5 separate regions of the Homo sapiens genome follow, and all the other regions are linked to region 4. The links are chromatin contacts, found by Hi-C or POLR2A ChIA-PET in ENCODE. All regions are on one chromosome and are shown on one strand. Each heading gives the region's core, a stretch centred on a gene start or an enhancer-like site at or near the end of the contact. The rest is flanking DNA. Distances are from core to core; before and after follow the strand shown. Region 1 overlaps SH3PXD2B (SH3 and PX domains 2B). Region 2 overlaps STK10 (serine/threonine kinase 10). Region 3 holds the start of UBTD2 (ubiquitin domain containing 2). Region 4 holds the start of RPL26L1 (ribosomal protein L26 like 1). Region 5 holds the start of BOD1 (biorientation of chromosomes in cell division 1).

Region 1 (2,700 bases), core at 123-2,622, 600 kb after region 4:
ATGAATAGAACAATGAATGGATGAAGTCACCCTTGAGATGAGTCCTGTAACTGCTGCTTTTTTATTTGGAACGTCCTCTTGACCCGCCCTACTGCTCTGACTCCTGCTCTTTCATGCATGAGTGGTGGCCAGATGTCATGTCTGTTTCCTATCCACAGGGGGTGACCAAACCTCAGTGGACCCCATGGTCCTGGAGCAGTATGTGGTGGTAGCCAACTACCAGAAGCAGGAGAGTTCGGAGATCAGCCTCAGCGTGGGGCAGGTGGTGGACATCATCGAGAAGAATGAGTCAGGTGGGGACCTAGACCATCTCCCTCTCCCACTACCCTGCCACCAAGCCCCTGGGACATGAAACATTTGGAAACTCAGAAACTGAAATGGCCAGTCCAGACTGGCCAGTTCCCATAGATCCTGCTGAGGGTCTCCTAGAAAGAGGCCCCTGTTTGATCACTGTGCTTGAATATCCCACCTGGCCACCACTCACCATTATCCTTTTGGCTCAGATGGTACCGATTTGTTCTGACGTTGACATTTTATAAACATTCCTTCTGGTTCTAAAGCACTGGCAGACAAAGTCCAGCATTCACTGGAAATGTGCTCTGTTGATTTGCCTTTGCTTACCCATGGGAGTCTCCGAGAAGGCTCCATTGCTCTGGGCTCTAATGGGACAGGCGCATTCCCTGTCTCCTTAGCCTACCTGCCCATCACAGGGACCACTGGTCATGAACACTGGCTGGGTCTGGGACAGAATGTGGTATGACTGAGACACTTAACCTGGATTTCCATCAGAATTCCACATTTCACAGTGGTTCAGTGCCTTCATTCTCTGACTGTTCGTTTTCTTATCTACAAAATAAAAACTTCTGCTCTTAAGAGTGATTGTAAAGATTAAGTGAGATAAGATACAAAGAGTGCTTAAACTTGTGCTTAGCACACAGTAGATGCTCAAAAAAATGTGGGTTTCCTTCCCGTTTGCCTTCCTTAGCTACAAAGCAGCCATTGCACCCCATTGAAGGCAAAGAGCAGGAAATAAGCAGATCCTCCCTGGGAAAATGCAGTGGAAACGACTGGGTTTGTTGTGGCTAACATGTGACGTTAGCTAATCCTATCATTAGTGGGTCAGTCTCTGTGACAGCCCAATGGCGAGTTGAGGTCCAAAGAAGAGGAGAAAGATGATGTTTCTAACATCATCTGGATGGTGGTGGCATTAGTCACGAGACCAGCGCCAGCCAGCCAAACTTCCTTGGTTACTCAACATAGGAGTTGCCATCCCTGCTTCACAGCTGATGCAACCATGACTCCAAATAACTCAGTCACTCACCCCACATCTCACAACAGCCTGCAGAGCCAGAATTCGAAACCAACTCCAGCAGCCCCTAAGGCCATGTGACTTTCCAGTTCCTGAGAATGAGTGTGTGCAGATTGTATGATGTGGCTAGGACACAACCATGGGGACGTAAAGACAGGAGCACCCACTGCCCTGGGCCCCCAGCTTGCAGGAAGTCAGGAAGCTTGGGTGACTGGGAAGAAGTGTGGGGGCCAGGAAGAGTGTTGGTATGTCCAGAGGGCAGCAAGAAGAAGGGAGAGGGTGAGTGGGTACATCTTCAAGTAGCCAACACACTGATGACATTTATTTTTAATTATATTGTACTTATCCAAGTAATACGTGGATACATTATTCTTAGAAGATTAATGATGAAACTAAAATCTATTTTTTCTACCAGCTTCAACCCTAACCCCCTTTCTGAACCCTAGATAGCCCTTCTATCCATTAGGTATGAATCTTTCTTGAAAATGTTATATACACATGTGTGTATGTGTGCGTGTGTGTACGTGTGAACATATACACTCACACATACACAGGTACTCATTCATACATATATACTTGTACATATACAAACACATCATATTTTGTATGTATATATATGTATTTTTGTGGGTTTTTTAAAAACCCAATGGTGTCATTGTATACATTTTGATCTGCAACTTTTTTTAGTTACTATCTAGCTCCTCTGATACTTTTTCACATCTGCGTAGTATTCAGTGCCCGAGTGAGCCATGTTCATATATTCATATTCGTACTCCAGTGTGAACATGTCTGTGTGCACGTCAGTGTTTCTTTAGGTTAGATTCCAACAAGTGAAACAGCTGGACCCTAAGATACACATATCTTTTTTTACTTATTTAGTTTTTTTGGAGACGGAGACTCACTCTGTTGCCCCGGCTGGCATGCAGTGGCACGATCTTGGCTCACTGCAGCCTCCACCTCCCGGGTTCAAGTGATTCTCCTGTCTCAGCCTCCCAAGCAGCTGGGACTACAGGCACATGCCACCATGCCTGGTCAAGTTTTGTATTTTTAGTAGAGACAGGGTTTCACCATATTGGTCAGGCTGGTCTCGAACTACTGACCTCAGGTGATCCACTCGCCTCAGCCTCCCAAACTGCTGGGATTGCAGGCGTGAGCCACTGTACCTAGCCAGGACACACATATTTTAAATTTTAAGATACCACCAACTTGTCTGCTTCCAAAACAGTGGCTGTTTTGATTTATCCTCCCTCCAGCAGTGTGTGAGGCATTAGTGAAAATGGTTAAGAGCTCAGAGACCGCCTTGGTTTGAATCCTGGCACTGCTGCTTTCTATCTTTGTGACTTTGAGAGAGTTGCTGAGCCTCGGCTTCCCCATCTGTAAAATGGCAGCAA
Region 2 (2,700 bases), core at 150-2,649, 850 kb after region 4:
GTGGAGGTTGCAGTGAGCCGAGATCGTGCCATTGCACTCCAGCCTGGGCAACAAGAATGAAACTCCATCTGAAAAAAAAAGAATAAAAGTGTGTAAAGTGAAAAATGTAGGGTCCTGGCCGGGTGCAGTGGCTCACACCTGTAATCCCAGCACTTTGGGAGGCCGAGGTGGGCGGATCATGAGGTCAGGAGATCGAGACCATCCTGGCTAACATGGTGAAACCCCGTCTCTACTAAAAAAAAAAAAATTAGCCGGGCATGGTGGCAGGTGCCTGTAGTGCCAGCTACTTGGGAGGCTGAGGCAGGAGAATGGCGTGAACCCAGGAGGTGGAGCTTGCAGTGAGCGAAGATCACACCACTGCACTCCAGCCTGGGTGACATGCGAGACTCTGTCTCAAAAAAAAAAAAAAAAAAAAAAAGTAAGGTCCCTTCTGTGCACTGCCCCCACCAAAATCCCACTTCCAGGGAGATGAACATTAAGTTTGATGTGCAGACTTCCAGACCGGTGTGTGTGTGTGTGTATGCACATGCGTGCAGACATGTACACACAAGATGCATATATTATTCCTTTAAAGATAATCTTCTACTGGAGTACCTGCACTTGGATCATTTCTGGAATCATGCTACACATTTTATAAGACTCATCAGTCAGTCAGCAACATGTTTGGGACATGTATTAATGTATTAGAGATACACTTCCAAGTTAGTCCATACAAATACAGCCTCATTCTTTTTAAGAGCTGCATGTTATTTCATAGCTGGGGTGAACCACAACTTATCTAACCATTCAGCAATGAAGCTCCAGCAACACTTTGGATGATTTCCAATTTTCCATTCTTTTTGGCTGTTGCTTTTATAAGCATCCATATATATTATAGATCTGGTTTTAGAGATGGATTTCTACAAATAGAATTGCTGGCAAACAAGTTTTTAAAACCCAGTTTTATTTTTTACATATATGAGTAAAGGCATTTTAGCAAATTCTGTCTCTTTATTTATTTATGAGCATGCTCATTCGATAAACCTGTTGAGTGCTTCCTGCTCCAGATAACGTGCCAGGGATACAACTGTGGCCACAGCAGAAATGATCTCTTTCTTTATGGAAATTACAGCGGAGAAAGGGAGATTTCCCTTATCTCCGCCGCCCTTGTCTCTAATACATTTTAAAATGGGAGGAGAAGGGGGAGTGTTTTCATCAGAAGAGACTGCATGGTGAAAATCCCTTTTGAATTGCTCAAGGGCAGCCATCAGCTATCAAGGGACACTCCCTTATAAACTCTGCGGAGGGAGCAAACAGGCTCAGTTCTCTGGGCTGCAAGGTGGGGCTGCCCCACTCTCCCATCTGGGCCCCATCGTGTGGGGCAGAAGGGGAAGTAGCAGCTACCCAAAGAGCTGGCTGGTGCGTGCCTGAGGGAGGCCCTGGGGACCTACGGTGTGTCATTGCACGTTGGTGGTTTCTGTTTCTCGTCTCTCTTCTCAGGAAGGGATCGGCAGGGCCTGTGGTCGGGGAGTGGCCACCTTTTGGGATCCTCACCCTGGGCCTGAGAGGCAGTCACTGTTCCCAAAAGGTTTCCTGGGATGGGATGATGTGCCAGCCCTTAGTGGTGTTTGCGAGGGAGCCAGGCCCACAGGGGGGCCTGGCTGACCCAGCAGGAAGGTGGGGCCAGCTTCCCATTCTTACCCTGGAGGCCCAGGGGAGCCGCCTGCCAGAGTCATCAGCAGAGCCAGGCTCTACCTGGGTTTCCTGCTTCTGCACCTCACTTGCAGCACCTGTTGGTCCCACTTCAGGAGGCTGAGGGCCCCCTGTCCCCTCTTGCTGGCCAGACTGTCCCCTGATATAGCAACTGCTGTCCAGTTAGCACTAACCGGGGCTCAGAAGCCAGCTTTCCTGACCACTCCCAGGAGGTGCCGGGGGGTCTTAGTTCAGCCTCAGCCTTGCCCCAGCCTGAAAAAGGCTGGACTGGCTCATGGGCCGGTGAAAGAATCACCATCTTCTCGCTTTTGCCACGAGTGGACCTTGCATCACAGTGCTTTGCGTTTGTCATTTAATCCTCAGGAAAACCTGCGCAATGGTTCTGTGCTATCACCCCCGTGTCACAGATGGGGAAACTGAGGCTCAGAGGCTTTGTAACTGCCCTGCCCGTCTCCTGCCTTATCTGCTTCCACCCCCGGCCCCCTCCTTCCGGCCAGGCTGTGTCCTGTCCCCGCTGGTCCCTCCAGCCTGCTGTTTCCTGCCTCCCAGTCTGTTTGCAGTTTTCTCTGCCTGGAAATACCTCCCCCAGATCCTGAGTTTGTGTCTAAAGTAGCTCCCCACCCTGCACCCCAGCACTGTGTTCTTCTCCCTGCCTTCTCAGCCCTGGGCCCTTCTCGCTGCCAGGCATTCCGGGGGTTTTGCCAGGTGCCTGTCGCCACCACGGGAATAACATGTGGCATGTCAGGCAGGACTTGGTTGCTTTCATCTCTGTGCCTAGAACAGTGTCGGGCACATAATAGATGTGCAGTTAGTGTATGCTGAATAAAACTGTCCTTCCTCCAAAGCCCCCAGCCCTCCCTCCATGACCGTCCCCTCGAGGTCACACCCCCTACTGTGCACTCTTGAGTAGCCCCGGTCCTGTCTTCCCAACACTTTCCATGTTAGGAGTAGATGTTTGTTTATTTGCTTACTCTCTGCTCCCCCAACTAAACTGTGGATTCCCCGAGG
Region 3 (2,700 bases), core at 69-2,568, 680 kb after region 4:
AAAGTCTGATATAAAAATGGAGCAGATAGTTAAAACAGCTTCTTAGGCAGAAATAAGCTTTAGAAAGTCCCAAGCAGGATGATAACAATTTTAAGGCATCATAGCACGAAGCACAATTCTAAAGGGACCATTAACAATTTGGCTGAGATTGGAAAAGTAACCGCCAAGAATGTTGGGCGTGGTCAATGTCCCAAATTCTAGATTCGAAAAGGCAGGGTGTTTCACTCATTTACACTTCACTTTGGCCTAAGGACGATTTAAGATACCCAAAGGCAGGATCTTGATAAGTAGTATTGTTTGAATCATTAATCCCGTGAAAATGAAAGAAACCCACGCCCCCTGAACTAAGGTCAGCGTTTATCTCTTCTTTCCAGGCGTTCCATCAGGACGCCTCGCCTCTAATCTCAGTTTGGTTTGCCACAACCACTGCCTCCACCCCTAATAATGGGGCCCCATGATTTTAGGGAAGACGGGGGTGGGCAGGCAAGAGGAAGCCCAGATTCGGGGTACCAACCCACGGAGCGCCATACAAATTCAAAGGGCGCTGGGACCTCAACGTTCGGCCAGGACACTCTCCCCCGAGCCCCCGTTATTTGGGAAACCGCCCCGTCCCCGCCTGCGAGTCTTCCACGACTACTTCTCGGTTCCCCCGTGCGACCCGCTTCCACCAGCAAGAAGGAGCCGACGGCCGAGGAGCCAGGAACTCGATTTCGCCCCTTCCCACTCCTCTTTTCTCACTTTTGTTCGGCTTTTTCCTGCTTTCCCTCCCTTCTTCCCTCTCCTTTCTTCTTCCCGTCCTCCCTCTCTCCTCCTCCCCTCGCCTCCAGTCCTCCCCCCGCCTGCAGTCCTCCCCCCACCTAGCCCCCTGCGTCCCCTCCCCCGCCTCACCCTCGCCCCGCTCCGCTCGCAGCCCCGCCCGCAGCCAATCAGAGCGCGGCCTCCGGTGGCCCCGCCCTTCTCCGGCGATTCCGGGCGGGCCGGGCCGAGCCCAGGCCGTGGGTGCGGAGGGCGGCGCCGCGGGCCGGGGGCCGATGGGTCCTGGCGGACGCGAGGCGCCGGCGCGGGGCTCGCCTGGACTCGGGTGTGCGGGGCTGTGAGGGGGCGAGGCGGGCGCTGCGGCCCGCCCGGGATGGGCCAGCCCTGGCCTGGCGGGGCTGAGCCGAAGGCGAGGGCGGCGCGCGGGCCAGGCCTGCCGGGCGGGCGGCCCGGGGGTTGAGGTAGAAGTGGGCGCGGAGGAAGGGGCCGAGCCAAGGCGGTGGGTGGAGCGGCGAGGGGGGCGGAGGCTGGGCCGCGGCGGGCGAGCGGAGCGGCGCGCCTGTCCGGAGCTCGGCGGTGGCGCCGGAGGAGGCTGCAGCGGCGGCGGCGGCGGGCCCGGACGAGCGTCCGGAGGTGGCGGACGAGGCGCCGGGGGCCCCCATGGGCGGGTGTGTGGGCGCCCAGCACGACTCCTCGGGCAGCCTCAACGAGAACTCGGAGGGCACCGGAGGTAGGTGAGCGCCAGGGGGCAGCCTCGGCCCCCCATTGTTCCCGGCCAGGCCCGGCCACCTGTCCCGACCCCCGCGGGCCGCGCCGGGCCCCCGCGCCCCTTTGTCATCCCCTCTTCCACGTCATTCCCCGCGCTCCGCTTCCGGCTGTCCTGCCAGCCGCGGGGGTCGCCCCTTCCCGCCCCAGCCCTGAAGAAAAGTCCTCTGAGCGCCGGGGACGTAGCCCTTGGCCTCGCCGACCGCCCCGCTCGGCTCGGGGAAGTCGGACCCGAAGCTGCCCTTCTGGCCACCTCACTCCCTCTCCAGGCCGTTTAATTATTGAGGATCAGGATGGCGGCGCCGGGGTTGCAGAAAAGCGAATTGATGGCGGGGGGAGGGAGCTTGATGCGTTCCCTCCGACGGGCCCCGCCACATCTTTCCGCACCCTTCCTTGTTCTGTGGAGTTGGCTGGTCTCAGCTTTCCTGAGTTTCAGATGACAGCTGCCCCGGTTGGTTCCAGATTGGCCATTTAAACCTGCGAGTTTCTGGAGCTCGGCTGGAGGAGTCTCCAGTGGCCGCAGGCATTGTATTAAGGAGGGGTGGGGAAACGGTCTTCCCGGGTAAAACGTGGCTCCTAGCTAGAGCTTGGGGGTGTTAGGCCGGTGTGCTGTCGGGGTGGGCTAATCACATTCCCATCTGTCTTACGTAGAAGGAAAATATGTAGGATAAAAGTACAAGTGCAGTTGGACCCTGACTTACCCCACCCAGTAAGATCAGTACTTTAAAAGTTTTCTAACACGGGAACGCACTCCTACTTTATAGTAAAAGCGTGCTGAGGATAGGTATTTTAATTCAATCAGTAGTAGTTGTAGTATGGCAGTATAATAATAAAATTAGTTCTATCTTTATTTAAGTGACCTTTGGTTACGTCCATTCTGTAGAATATTTTAGTGATAAACAGCCTTTAGGCAAAGATGACAGCGTTGGTTTGATTTGTGACCTAATGTTAGCTGCCTTAAAATGTGCATGTCTGTAAATTTTTAAATTGTTTGGGTATGGGAGGGTTTACAACTTTTTCGTAGCATACTAACATTTAGACCAGTTGCTTGCCCTGTCACTTAAGCTCTCTTCACAAACCATGTACACCTAAGTTTTTTGGCTAATGGATTTCCTGAATTCCATGATGGTTAGCCATGCCACTTTATTAAAATCTGTGGGTATCCTGTATGACTAAATC
Region 4 (2,700 bases), core at 35-2,534:
ATTCTAAGCTCCAATCACAGAGAACAGAGGGCTTGTACGTTCTCACATGGGCCAGTCTTTTAGAAATTATGAAAGAGTGACTCGCTGCATCTTTACCAGTTCTCCTGCCAAATCCAATGCTATCACATGGCCAGCTCCCACAAATCTCTGTCCATCAATCCCACTACACCCAAATACACTAAAACACTACTCTCACTGCAGCACCTTCCCCTACAGTCTGGTTCAACAAGCCACCCTGGGCAACAACACTTGGCAAACTAGCAGCCAGAAGGTTAAATCAAAAGTATTTTTGGTGGGGCACGGTGGCTCACACTTGTAATCCCAGTGCTTTGGGAGGCTGAGGTGGGAGGATCACTTGAGGCCAGGAGTTCAGAGACCAGCCTGGGCAACATAGCAAGACCCTATCTCTACAAAACAAACAAAAAAGCAGGTTTTTGCTTGGTTGACATACTGTTTTATTAAATTTTACTATTACTATTAAATAATTAAATGCTCTAAAGCAACGCAGGCACTCTCTGGTGGCTCTGAACCCTATCTCTGGCCTAACACATCTGAAGGGTCACACTACTTTCCAGAGTCCTGAGGCATGTGAGTCTGTGACTGCTCCACGCATGACGTTCTTAGGCAACGGTGTCCGAGCGCCACTAGCGCCGGAGGGAGACGTACCTGGACCTCGTCGTCCTTGCGGATGGGCATGGAGCGGACATTGTACTTCTGCCGCAGCTCCTTGGAGAGCGGGGATGACATGATCTTCCTGCGCACGTGTGAGGGGGCATTGAAGTGACGTTTGCGGTTTTTACTGCGGTCCGAGGTAACGAAGGGATTGAACTTCATGGTGACCCTCTACAAAGGGCGGAGAGAGACGGAATGAAGGGGCGCTCAGTGGGTTACAGGGGCCTGTTCTCGACCCAAGACACTCCTCATCCCCCAACAAAGGCTCTACAGGGGAGGTAGCCTCTGAAAAGGCAACTGAGGGAGGACAGAGAGATGCGACTAGTCTGACTATCACATAAAGTGAGGCGTGTGTGGAGGTCGCATGCCCGTCTAAAGGGGTCGTGGGGGAGAGGGTAGCACTGGGACCTTGAGGCTGAGGAAGGAATGCTAGGGTTAGGCAGGAATGGGTGGTCGGGAGGTCACTCAAAGAGAGCTGTGGGGTGACATGTGTTCCCGCGACACATAGGGCAGGGTCTCACGGGGCGGTAGAGTTCACTGTCCGAGAAAACTCCAGCCTCCACTCACCCGGCTACTAGCTGCCTCAGACCCTGAGTGCGCAGGGCCGGAAGTGAGTTTCCGTGCCGCGCAAGCGCAGAAAGACATCGAAGCCCCATTTCCGTAGGAGCGAAGTCGAATGGCGCCCCCAGCGGCTTGGGGTGGGATCTCAGTGCCTCATTCCTGGCGGCCCCGGGAGGGCGATGCCAGTGAGTACAAGGGCCTGCTTGTGTAGGGCCTGCGGTAGAGGCTTACTGGTGTTCTTTTTTTTTTTTTTGAGACGGAGTCTCGCTCTGTCGCCCAGACTGGAGTGCAGTGGCGCGAGCTCGGCTCACTGCAAGCTCCGCCTCCCGGGTTCACGCCATTCTCCTGCCTCAGCCTCCCGAGTAGCTGGGACTACAGGCGCCCCCCACCACGCCCGGCTAATTTTTTGTATTTTTAGTAGAGACGGGGTTTCACCCTGTTAGCCAGGATGGTCTCGATTTCCTGACCTCGTGATCCGCCCGCCTCGGCCTTCCAAAGTGCTGGGATTACAGGCGTGAGCCGCCGCGCCCTCCTACCTCTACTTTTTTCTATCTCTGGGACTAAACGGCGGCCGGCGGCGTGCCTGCGGGTTTGTGGCCGCCGCCCCGCCCCTCTCTCCTAGACCCCGCCCCTCTCATCCAGTCCCCGCCCACTCCGGCCGCTCCGCGCCCACCTGTGGCCCTCTTGGCCCTTCTGCCCGTGCCTGGCCCCGCCGGGTCGCTCCCGAGCTCCGCGTTTCGTTCGCCGACCCCTGGAAGACTGCCTGGAGGCCCGGGCGCCACCCAACCACTGGCTAGGCCGACACTTTGCGCGGACCCTGGGTGTAAAAGGTCCCCGGGTCTCTGGTCCCGACGGAGCTGTGAGGGAGATCAACCACGCCCCCTCCGTGGGCACCGTGGCGGCAGGGAAGGAAAAGGGCTCTGGGTCTCGACTCTCTTCGGGTTAAGAACCGACGGGGTTTATTCTATGCAAGGTGTTATTAACTCCAACTCTCCCTTTCGTTCATTCATTCCATATATGTTGAACGACAACTTAGTGCCAAATGCCGGCATGCTGAAACTCAGAGAGGGAAGATGTCTTGCAAGTACAGCAGCCACACCCAGGCAGGTCCCGTGCTCTCTCTTAGTTTATCAGTGTTCCCTGACATGTAGTGGTGACATTGTTAAACACCTGCGTTTACTAATACTAGATTTTTTTTTTTTTTTTTTTTGAGATAGAGTTTCGCTCTTGTTCCCTGGGCTGCAGTGCAGTGGCACCATCTCGGCTCACCGCAACCTCCGCCTCCCAAGTTCAAGCGATTCTCCTGCCTCAGCCTCCCCAGTATCTGGGATTACAGGTATGCGCCACCACGCCCGGCTAATTTTGTATTTTTAGTAGAGACGGGGTTTCTCCATGTTGGTCAGGCTGGTCTTGAACTCCCGACCTCAGGTGATTCTCCCGCCTCGGCCTCCCAAAGTACTGGGATTA
Region 5 (2,700 bases), core at 49-2,548, 660 kb before region 4:
ATTGCTTGAACCCAGGAGGTGGAGGCTGCAGTGAGCCAAGATTGCACCACTGCACTCCAGCCTGGGCGATAGAGTGAGACTCTGTCTCAAAAAAAAAAAAGAAAAAAAAATTAAACTGTCTTGAGTACTAAATATTGGTGTGGAGAACATCCTGGATCTTTGCCAATTCTGCATCTTCGCAGGAGCCAAGGATATTGCAGAATTTGCTATTTACATCCCCTCTGCTGCTTGTGTAAGATGAGGAAACAACAATAGCAGACATAATTGCTGAGGTTGGGAGGGGGAGCTGAGCTAACAATAGGCAAAAGATGAAGGGAAGAGAGGATAATGGTGGCAGCTATAGGATTCCAATGGTGAATTGTGGCTACTTAAAAAAATCAGGATATAAAGCCTTACCTATTGTGGGATACCAACTAGCTCTCAGGATACCTCAGGCTAAAATGCAAGATTTAGATCCTCAAAACCTGGGTTCAAATCCTACTTTTCTACCTCTAGGTATGTGATTAGGTTAACAAACTTTCTTCTGCCTCCATTTCTACGTCTGTAAATAGCAATAATAGTAGTATGTATCTGCTTTTTTAAATTATCGTGAAGAAGTGCGTGGAAAGTGCATAGCATCACGCCTGACACTTTTCAATTATTCAATATTGGCTTATGATTGACAATATTTAATATTTGGGAGGAAATCCACACACATATAAGACAGACTTAAGGAAAACTTTTATTTTCTTCTTCACACTTTTCCGTTATTTTCCAATTTTCTAAAATGAGTATGCATTGCTATTAAAACCAAAAGGAGGGAAACTCACAAATTTCTGAACAATAGAAGTTTGACTGTTCCACTGTTTCCGGAATTTCCCGGAACATGTTGTTCAAGAAGGACGTGGGAGTGCATGCTGAAGCACAGATTGCTAGGTCTCGACCCGTAAATACTGGATAAAAATCTTTAAGAAATAATTCTGGTAATCTATACTTTTAATCAGCTCCACAGATGACTGTTATAATCGGGCACTGCTGGGACGTGTTGATTGAATGGGAAGTGAGCAGAGAGTGGGCGGGGAAGGCCTGGCGGGGAAGGCCTGGCGGGTTGCAGCGATCACGAGGCCTGCGCCTACAGTTCCCATATTACCCCGCGAAATCGCGACGAGCAAGCACGAACCCTGCCGGGAGTTGTAGTTTCTCTCGGCTAGGCCGCTGCCTATAAAGAACGCCGGAGATGGCCACAGAAAACTTCCCGCCCCACAATGCAAAGGTCAACGTTGACGCCATCTGGGGTGCGCCTGGAATCGAGCAGGCCGTTTCTGCCGCGTCCACCACAACCTCTGCTGTATCAGAGGGGGCCTTCGCCGCCGCCGCCCCCACCACCGCCCCTGCCGCCATCGCCACCTCCGCCGCTGCCGCCTTGGGGCCCTCCTCCTTCACCGCCCCCTTCACCACCTCTACACGTTCTAGGCCTTCTGTCCTGGAGAAGAAGCTATAGTCGTTCTCCCTTGTGGGCCCGGGGCGCAGCCATGGCGGACGGCGGCGGCGGCGGGGGAACTGGCGCGGTGGGCGGCGGCGGAACTAGCCAGGCCTCTGCCGGGGCAGCGACTGGCGCTACTGGGGCCAGCGGGGGCGGTGGCCCCATCAACCCGGCCTCGCTGCCTCCCGGCGACCCGCAGCTCATCGCTCTCATCGTGGAGCAGCTCAAGAGCCGGGGCCTTTTTGACAGCTTCCGCCGGGACTGCCTGGCCGACGTGGACACCAAGGTAGCTGCGGCCGCCTGGGCGTTGGGGAGCGGGGCTGCACGTGAGGCCGCCGGGTGGCAGCTTTGATTTTCGAAAGCCGAGAGCAAAACAAAAGATAGCTTAGAAATCTCAGCGGTGAGGTCTTACACCGCTTGGGGCAGTACGGAGAGCTTTCTGAGCGATGCACACGTGGGTTCCTGCCTGATACATTTACTACTAGTTGTGATTTTACCCAGTCCCTTCTCCGAACTTGGGGTTTCAATGTGGGTTTTAGAGCCTAGACCGTATCATTCCCAAGATGGAACTCCTCTGAGGCCCTTAATAACAAACTTCGAAACCAAGTAGATAAGCAAGCGTGCTTTAGAATTTCCACCTGTTCCGTACTCACCACTGAGAAGCTGGCATTAAACACAATGATTTGAACACACAGTCATCACCATTTTATAGCTGTTTATTCCTTTTCTCTAGCTCATTGTTTTGCAGACTAGTACGGCGTTGAATTAAGATAAATTGTAGAAACAGCACCCTTATTTTGCACTTCATCATTGATAAAAGGAGATTTGGTGCCTAGTTGAGATCCTAATGCCATTGGTCAGTCCCACCAGTAAAACGCTATTTCACTTTACCTACTCGTCAGGGTGGTTTGGATTCAATGAAATAATGGGTGTTAAGTATCAGACATACAGTAGTTGCTGGAATGTTCATTTTCTTCCTTTTCAAAACTTGTCTAGCCACGACTGTGGTTGTAGGTTAGGAGACCCTGTCACTGGACTCCTGCAGGGTAGTGATTTCTCCTACCAGAGCCTGTCATGGAAACATTTTGCTTACCTCACAGCAAGATTGTGAGCTTAGAATTAGACCTTAAGATAGGGAAAAACGTAGTCTGTTTATTCGTTGAACGTTTATTGGCCTCTAGTTGCCAAGCTGTGCGATTACAGGAATAAGTCACTACCCCATCCTCAAAACTTATAGT

What was found. Hi-C counts contacts between places; a loop is a spot of excess contacts on that map. ChIA-PET counts read pairs that join two places held with the same protein, here RNA polymerase II (POLR2A). Pooled maps may share reads with other maps.
Region 1: a loop to region 4 is called in a pooled map, with 4 times the contacts of the local background. The contact joins the enhancer-like site here to the promoter of RPL26L1 in region 4. A Hi-C loop is called at or near these places in 1 of 50 pooled maps. POLR2A ChIA-PET finds 5 or more read pairs at or near these places in 2 of 52 experiments (Caco-2 and GM12878).
Region 2: a map of ovary shows a loop between it and region 4 (10-fold over the local background). The contact joins the enhancer-like site here to the promoter of RPL26L1 in region 4. A Hi-C loop is called at or near these places in 1 of 168 maps with a recorded cell type or tissue (ovary) and 10 of 50 pooled maps. POLR2A ChIA-PET finds 5 or more read pairs at or near these places in 1 of 52 experiments (K562).
Region 3: a map of CD4-positive, alpha-beta T cell shows a loop between it and region 4 (3-fold over the local background). The contact joins the promoter of UBTD2 here to the promoter of RPL26L1 in region 4. A Hi-C loop is called at or near these places in 3 of 168 maps with a recorded cell type or tissue (CD4-positive, alpha-beta T cell, CD8-positive, alpha-beta T cell and naive thymus-derived CD4-positive, alpha-beta T cell) and 7 of 50 pooled maps. POLR2A ChIA-PET finds 5 or more read pairs at or near these places in 2 of 52 experiments (A673 and activated CD4-positive, alpha-beta T cell).
Region 5: a map of B cell shows a loop between it and region 4 (27-fold over the local background). The contact joins the promoter of BOD1 here to the promoter of RPL26L1 in region 4. A Hi-C loop is called at or near these places in 5 of 168 maps with a recorded cell type or tissue (B cell, CD4-positive, alpha-beta memory T cell, CD8-positive, alpha-beta T cell and 1 more) and 12 of 50 pooled maps. POLR2A ChIA-PET finds 5 or more read pairs at or near these places in 1 of 52 experiments (PC-3).

Annotation. Positions count from the first base shown.
Region 1 is chr5:172,360,328-172,363,027 of GRCh38, reverse strand. SH3PXD2B (SH3 and PX domains 2B) reads left to right here. Exons shown (of 13, transcript NM_001017995.3): 7 at 159-293. Among named protein-coding and RNA genes, the nearest start is that of UBTD2, 78 kb to the right of the region's middle. RefSeq lists enhancers at 1,199-1,428, 415-1,614. Within about 2 kb of position 1,372, at least 5 of the 41 ENCODE cell types and tissues checked have a DNase peak (open chromatin) inside an H3K27ac peak, as active enhancers do.
Region 2 is chr5:172,110,135-172,112,834 of GRCh38, reverse strand. All of the region lies in intron 4 of STK10 (serine/threonine kinase 10), which reads left to right. Among named protein-coding and RNA genes, the nearest start is that of STK10, 77 kb to the left of the region's middle. RefSeq lists an enhancer at 1,278-1,747. Within about 2 kb of position 1,399, at least 25 of the 41 ENCODE cell types and tissues checked have a DNase peak (open chromatin) inside an H3K27ac peak, as active enhancers do.
Region 3 is chr5:172,282,382-172,285,081 of GRCh38, reverse strand. UBTD2 (ubiquitin domain containing 2) reads left to right here and starts at 1,318. Exons shown (of 3, transcript NM_152277.3): 1 at 1,318-1,486. The coding sequence starts at 1,417. RefSeq lists enhancers at 41-640, 641-1,241 and a silencer at 816-1,725.
Region 4 is chr5:172,958,008-172,960,707 of GRCh38, reverse strand. RPL26L1 (ribosomal protein L26 like 1) reads right to left here and starts at 1,284. Exons shown (of 4, transcript NM_016093.4): 1 at 1,240-1,284; 2 at 667-843. The coding sequence starts at 834. RPL26L1-AS1 (RPL26L1 antisense RNA 1) reads left to right here and starts at 1,340. Exons shown (of 4, transcript NR_026682.1): 1 at 1,340-1,418; 2 at 2,451-2,569.
Region 5 is chr5:173,615,248-173,617,947 of GRCh38, reverse strand. It overlaps BOD1 (biorientation of chromosomes in cell division 1), which reads left to right and starts at 1,298. Exons shown (of 4, transcript NM_138369.3): 1 at 1,298-1,748. The coding sequence starts at 1,512. RefSeq lists enhancers at 1,022-1,101, 1,122-1,381 and silencers at 1,362-1,431, 1,442-1,491.